Linked DNA regions of Homo sapiens: region 2 is linked to region 1. The links are chromatin contacts, found by Hi-C or POLR2A ChIA-PET in ENCODE. All regions are on one chromosome and are shown on one strand. The core of a region is the stretch at or near the end of the contact, and the rest is flanking DNA. Distances in the headings are between cores, read along the strand shown.

Region 1 (2,700 bases), core at 73-2,572:
GTGGAGCACTTGCCGTAGGTGAATTGTTCGACTAAGACTCAGAGGATGGTGGAGTTTGTGCCTTTAGGAGATTCAGCATTGCGGCTAAGGTTCCATCACTGTACGTAGCTGGCTCTATTCTCATAGGTCAGTGTGCTGTTTGCAGCCTACTGTCCATAAGGCAAACTACAACCCACGGGCCATGTGCAGCGCTCAGCCTGTTACAGAGTTTTATTGGCACACTGCCACACTCATACGCTTACATCTTATCTATGGCTGTTTTTGTGCTATGACAGCTGACTTGAGTATGGCTCACAAAGCTGAAAATACCAACACTCTGACCCTGTACAGAAAAATGTATTGACCTCTGATATAGACCAATGAGGTTCATTAAATTTTAAGACATCATTTCTAAGATACACCATTTTTATATGTGCCACATTGCATATACAATAAAAAGCACTGCTGATTAACAACTGTAAAATGCCATCAATTGAGATGCCACCAATTCTGGAGATATTGAAATTTGAACCAAACAGTGTATCTTACAATTGAAATTTAATACTTTTCAAAGTGATGTTTGAGATTGAGAGGCATTAAAATAAAACCCTGTAAATACGGATTGTCTTAAAGACAATTTTACCCTGCCCATAAGTCAACCAGTCTGTTGCTCCCCACGAAACCTATACTAACAGACCATGTGATAGGACCCAGTGAATTAGAAAAGCACTGGCTTCTTGGCATCTGTCTTCCCAAAGACTGTTGCTAATAATGAGTGGAAGAAATATTTTGGCATTGTCCTCTGATACTATTTTCAACTCCTGTTAGTATAAATATTTGGGGTGTTTCAGTACAGTGGGTTGTGTGGCAGTAAAATTGTTAGTTCTTTTATCTTAGGGCTGGCATATTTGAACAGTATGCCTGTTCTTAAAATGTGTTATGAGGCTATGTACAAAAGGCTTTGTAGTAGTTTGGAATGGGAGGCTTCTCAGATGTTGCTTATGGTTAGATTCTTACTAGTCTGAAAAATATGCTAATTATATACTAGCCTCTGAGCAGAGAGAGTGAACTCAATATTACAATTTTAAACTTCCTCAAAACAAAAACAGGACACCACGTAAGGGGAAGTAGTGATTAATGCATAAACAGTATGTGCCTCGTATGTGTACACAAATTGTCCCTTATGTCTACATACGTTTGTATATTCATATAAACTGCCCAGACAGCAAACATATTTGAAAAAATAAGCCATGACTTTGGGAGGCCAAGGTGGGTGGATCACCTGAGGTCAGGAGTTGAAGACCAGCCTGGCCAACATGGTGAAACCCTGTCTCTACTAAAAATGCAAAAATTAGCCAGGTGTGGTGACATGCCCCGTAATCCTAGCTACTGAGGAGGCTGAGGTGGGAGAATTGCTTGAATCTGGGCATCGGAGACTGCAGTGAGCCAAGATCACGTCATTGCACTCCAGCCTGGGCAACAGAGCGAGACCCCGTCTCGAAAAAAAAAATAAGTCATGGTATTTTGTTTTGTTCTGCTTTTTTTTTTTTCTTCAAAAATAGAAATTTAGGAATTCTGAGTCAGGCCACATATTATTTGGCTAATTCAGCTGCAGAGTAAGTTATTAATGACCCCCAGATGTTGTTTATAGTGATTGGAAATGTTTGGTTGTGAAATAATATTTTCTTTTTTGTGTGTGCAAGTGATATTTCTTAATATGCTCTACAGCATCTGAATAAAAGTTTGATGGCAGAACAGTTTGCATGTCCAATGTAATTGCTTCTAAGTGAGCTCTTCATTCTTCACATTTTTAGCTCTAATTGCTTTTTTTCCCATATGTCTAAAAATAAATATTTGCAAGTTTTGTGTTCTGCTACTCATTGTAATACATAAAATATTTGTACACTGAGCAAAATTCACTGATAATGTTCACAGTGGGCTATTTAGAGAAAGTAAGGTTTGTGTGTAGAGGAGATAAAATACATTTTTATTATTCAATAGTATAAATGCCAGAGAAAGCCATTTATCTTACTTTGAAAGAATATTTTTAAAGAAGTGGCCAGATATTTGACCTCTGAGATGATTTAAATAGATTCAGTTGGAAGAAAAGATCCAGTGTCAAAAATAATCGGGTTTTCTATATAATAGATATTTTAAATGATCTCTGCAAGGTGGCAATTAATTTTTTATTATCAGGGACAGAGGCCCCACTATGTAGATTATCTAAGTCCCTGACTTCCTGGGCAGACCTCCTCTCCCTTCGTTTGAGTTTATTCCAGCTCATTAGCACCTCCATCCGAAGGTTGGCAGAGAAAAGGAGAGGAAGAAAAAATGAAATCACTTCTGCTGCTCTTAATGGCCCTTGGAAAGAATGGATCATGAATGAAACAGAAACCAGTGGGAAAGATAAGCCATTGGATTTTCTGTGTTTTCTTTTATCCTTGCCTTCCTTCGTCACCACAGATAATCAATAGTTGGCTTAAAGACTTTTAAATGAACTGCACATTGGAAGGCTTTGTAGTTGTAATACCAATATCATTATTATCTTTACGTTTCCAAAGACTGGGTGGGTGCCAGAGAGGTAAATATTGCCCGGTCTCCATGTTGGCATGAGACGCGTTCCTGACCTTTTTTTTTTTTTTTCAAACCTGCCCCTCCCCCGCCCCCACCACTGTCGTCTTTTATGCACAGAAGGTAATTTTTTGTGGGTGTTCAGATACA
Region 2 (2,851 bases), core at 186-2,685, 92 kb after region 1:
CCTCCCGAGTAGCTGGGATTACAGGTGTGTGCCACCACACCTAGCTAATTTTTATATTTTTAGAAGAGACGGGGGTTTCACCATGTTGGCCAGGCTGGTCTGGTCTCAAACTCCTGACCTCAAGTAATCCACCCGCCTTGGCCTCCCAAAGTGTTGGGATTAGAGCCGTGAGCCACCATACCCAGCCATTATTTTTTATTTTTATTTAATTAATTTATTTTGAGACAGGGTCTCACTCTGTCACCCAGGCTGGAGTGCAGTGGCACGATCATGGCTCACTGCAGCCTCAACTTCCCAGGCTCAAGGGATCTTCCCACCTCAGCCTCCAGCTGAGAACTACAGGTGCATACCACCACGCCTGGCTAATTTTTTGTATTTTTTTTTTAGAGCGGGGGTTTCACCATGTTGCCCAGTCTGGTCTCAAATTTCTGAGCTCAAGTGATTCACCTGCCTCAGCATCCCAAAGTGTTGGGATTACAGGCGTGAGCCACTGCACCCAGACTTTTTCTTCTTTAAATGTCTATAGTTTATAAAAAATAAAAGTAAAAAATAAAAATAAAAAATAAAATAAAATAAAAAGTGGGAGAGCCAGGCGTGGTTGCGCATACCTGTAGTTCCAGCTACAGAGGAGGCTAAGGCTTGTGGCCAGGAGTTTAAGACTGTAGTACATGCCTGTGAATAGCCACTGCACTCCAGCCTGGGCAACATAGCAAGATCCTGCCTCTAGAGAAAAAAAAAGTGTGGAAGAGGCAGCAATAAAGAAAAAGATACCAGATAATGTTTTGACCAAAAAGATTTAAGTTCAAATGGTGGCCTGTCCAACACTGCTAGGGTCCCAGGAAGAGCTATTTCTAGAGCAGGAGACTTTCCATCAGCTCACAGATCCCCCCACTTGCCACCCATAATAATGGTTCCCCCATATGTAGCCATCAGAGAGCTTGGCTTCAGCATCAAGAGAGTTAAAATGAATGAAAGGAAATCAGGCTTAAAAGAGAATGTCATTATGATTTGTGCAAGCATTTCCTCTCTATAGATAAAGTGGAGTGAGATGGCAAAAACAGATACAGGCTCACCTCATGCTTTTCCTCCCCTCTGCTTAGTTGGGCAGACTGAGATGGCTTATATCCCTCCTACCTTCTTATGAACCCTGCATGTCCCAGGGGCCTAACCATGCAGCAGCCTTCAGCTGCATGACTCCAGGACCTGCAGGACCCCAGGAATGTGTCCTATGATCCTGGCTGAGTTTTCTCCCATCTGTCACCCATCTCCTAAGCTCTTCCTCTCCCATGGCCTTCTTGGGAAGTTCTTTCCAGTCAATCTTTACTGGTCATTCCTTGAGGCCAGCTTAGCCTCAGGCAGGGTGCAAGAGATGGTAAAACCAGTTTCTACACTTACAGAACTGCTGGATGCTTCTGAAGAGTCTCAGAAAACAATTAGGCAGCCATGTGAAAGTAAAGAGGTAAAGAATTTCAGCCAAGTAAGATGAAGCAGGTGTTGTTGGTTGGCTGACCCAATCTCCAACTCATCTCTTCTTTATCCATACAGCAAGGGGCTCCCCCACAACACCATTTGGGCAAAGAAATAAAAGCAGAAGTATCTGTGAGACTCCTAAAAAAGACCTTTAAAAAGGACAAATCCAACTGGCATGTTCTTTTGGCCTTTTGCTCCTTCCCTGTTTTTCTTCTTTTGGGAATGTGGCCATGAGGCTGCAGGTGGAGTCGCCATCTTACAACCAGTGGCAACATGTCTGAGGGTGAAAGTAACATGCTAAGGAGGGCACAGTGGAACAGAGCAAAGCTGAGTCTCCCCTGACATCCCTGGGCCACTACACTAGGCCTGATGATGCTCATCTACATGTTTCATTATGTGAGAAAAATAAGCTTCCCATTTGTTTAAGGTGCTATTAATGGGATGTTCTGTCATTTGCAGCCAAATCTGCTATTAAATGGTTAACATGGTGTTAAGAGGAAGTGGCTCTGATATAACAGAAAGTGCATGGGCTTTGGAATTGCATGATTTGGCTTCAAATTCTAGTACTGTGACTTATATACCAGGGTAAGTTATCACTTAACTTTTCTGGGTCCTTGTCTCCATAAGTAAAAAAATAGGGCTAATAAAGCTACTCAAACAGATGTCTGCAGTATCCATAGAAAGGGGAAGTGAAAGTAACTGTATATAATAAGTTCCAGCTCAATAAATATCTGATACAACTTTGTTGAGAATGTGGAAGGACATTGAGGAAGTGAGGCTTAGCTGGAATACAAATAAAGCAAGAGGAGGCAAAATGTAATTCAGAAGAAGTAGAGTATGGGAAAAGATTGAGAAATTTCAACAAAAAGGTGTAGTAGGCAAATCATCTTGTCTCTTTAAATAGACCTGAAATCTAGTCTCCCATAGAAACCTCAGGCCGAATGCAACTGTGGCCCAGAAGAATGAGAGAAGAAGGTATCCTTTAGCCCAGGGCTGGAAACCCTCCAGAGAATTCCCAACACCAAAAAGGAAAGAAATATCCTCATTAACATTTCCCTTCTCGTCTTCCTTGTTCCTTTTTCTGCTTTTCCTCCCTCCCTTCCTTTTTTCCTTTTTCCTTCTTTCCTAGATCAAAATTATTTCAAAACCATGGAAGGCAGACACAGTTTGTTCTGACTCACAGTGGATAGAAGATAGGGCCTGGATTTTACACCTTCTAATCTATTTTAGACACAAAGAAAATTTCTGCATTCTCCTATTCCCTCCCGCAAAGAAAAGGCATCACAATGTAGCCCCTGGATGTCAAATAAAGAGTCAGGAGCCCTCGGTCCTGCTCTGTGTATGTTCTTGGATGGTCTCCTAACCTCCAAATTTCAATTTT

Evidence for each region. A loop is a pair of places that touch in the nucleus more often than their neighbours do. ChIA-PET counts read pairs that join two places held with the same protein, here RNA polymerase II (POLR2A). Pooled maps may share reads with other maps.
Region 2: a pooled map shows a loop between it and region 1 (2.1-fold over the local background). The contact joins two enhancer-like sites. A Hi-C loop is called at or near these places in 2 of 37 single-sample maps with no recorded cell type and 3 of 50 pooled maps. POLR2A ChIA-PET finds 5 or more read pairs at or near these places in 4 of 52 experiments (B cell, activated B cell, activated CD8-positive, alpha-beta memory T cell and 1 more).

What each region holds. Positions count from the first base shown.
Region 1 is chr10:62,015,974-62,018,673 of GRCh38, forward strand. The region is part of intron 4 of ARID5B (AT-rich interaction domain 5B); the gene reads left to right. Among named protein-coding and RNA genes, the nearest start is that of ARID5B, 120 kb to the left of the region's middle. Within about 2 kb of position 1,323, at least 5 of the 41 ENCODE cell types and tissues checked have a DNase peak (open chromatin) inside an H3K27ac peak, as active enhancers do; they include B cell, where a contact is called at or near this core.
Region 2 is chr10:62,107,901-62,110,751 of GRCh38, forward strand. No RefSeq gene overlaps it. Among named protein-coding and RNA genes, the nearest start is that of LINC02621, 150 kb to the right of the region's middle. RefSeq lists enhancers at 1,852-1,901, 1,932-2,001. Within about 2 kb of position 1,436, at least 5 of the 41 ENCODE cell types and tissues checked have a DNase peak (open chromatin) inside an H3K27ac peak, as active enhancers do; they include B cell, where a contact is called at or near this core.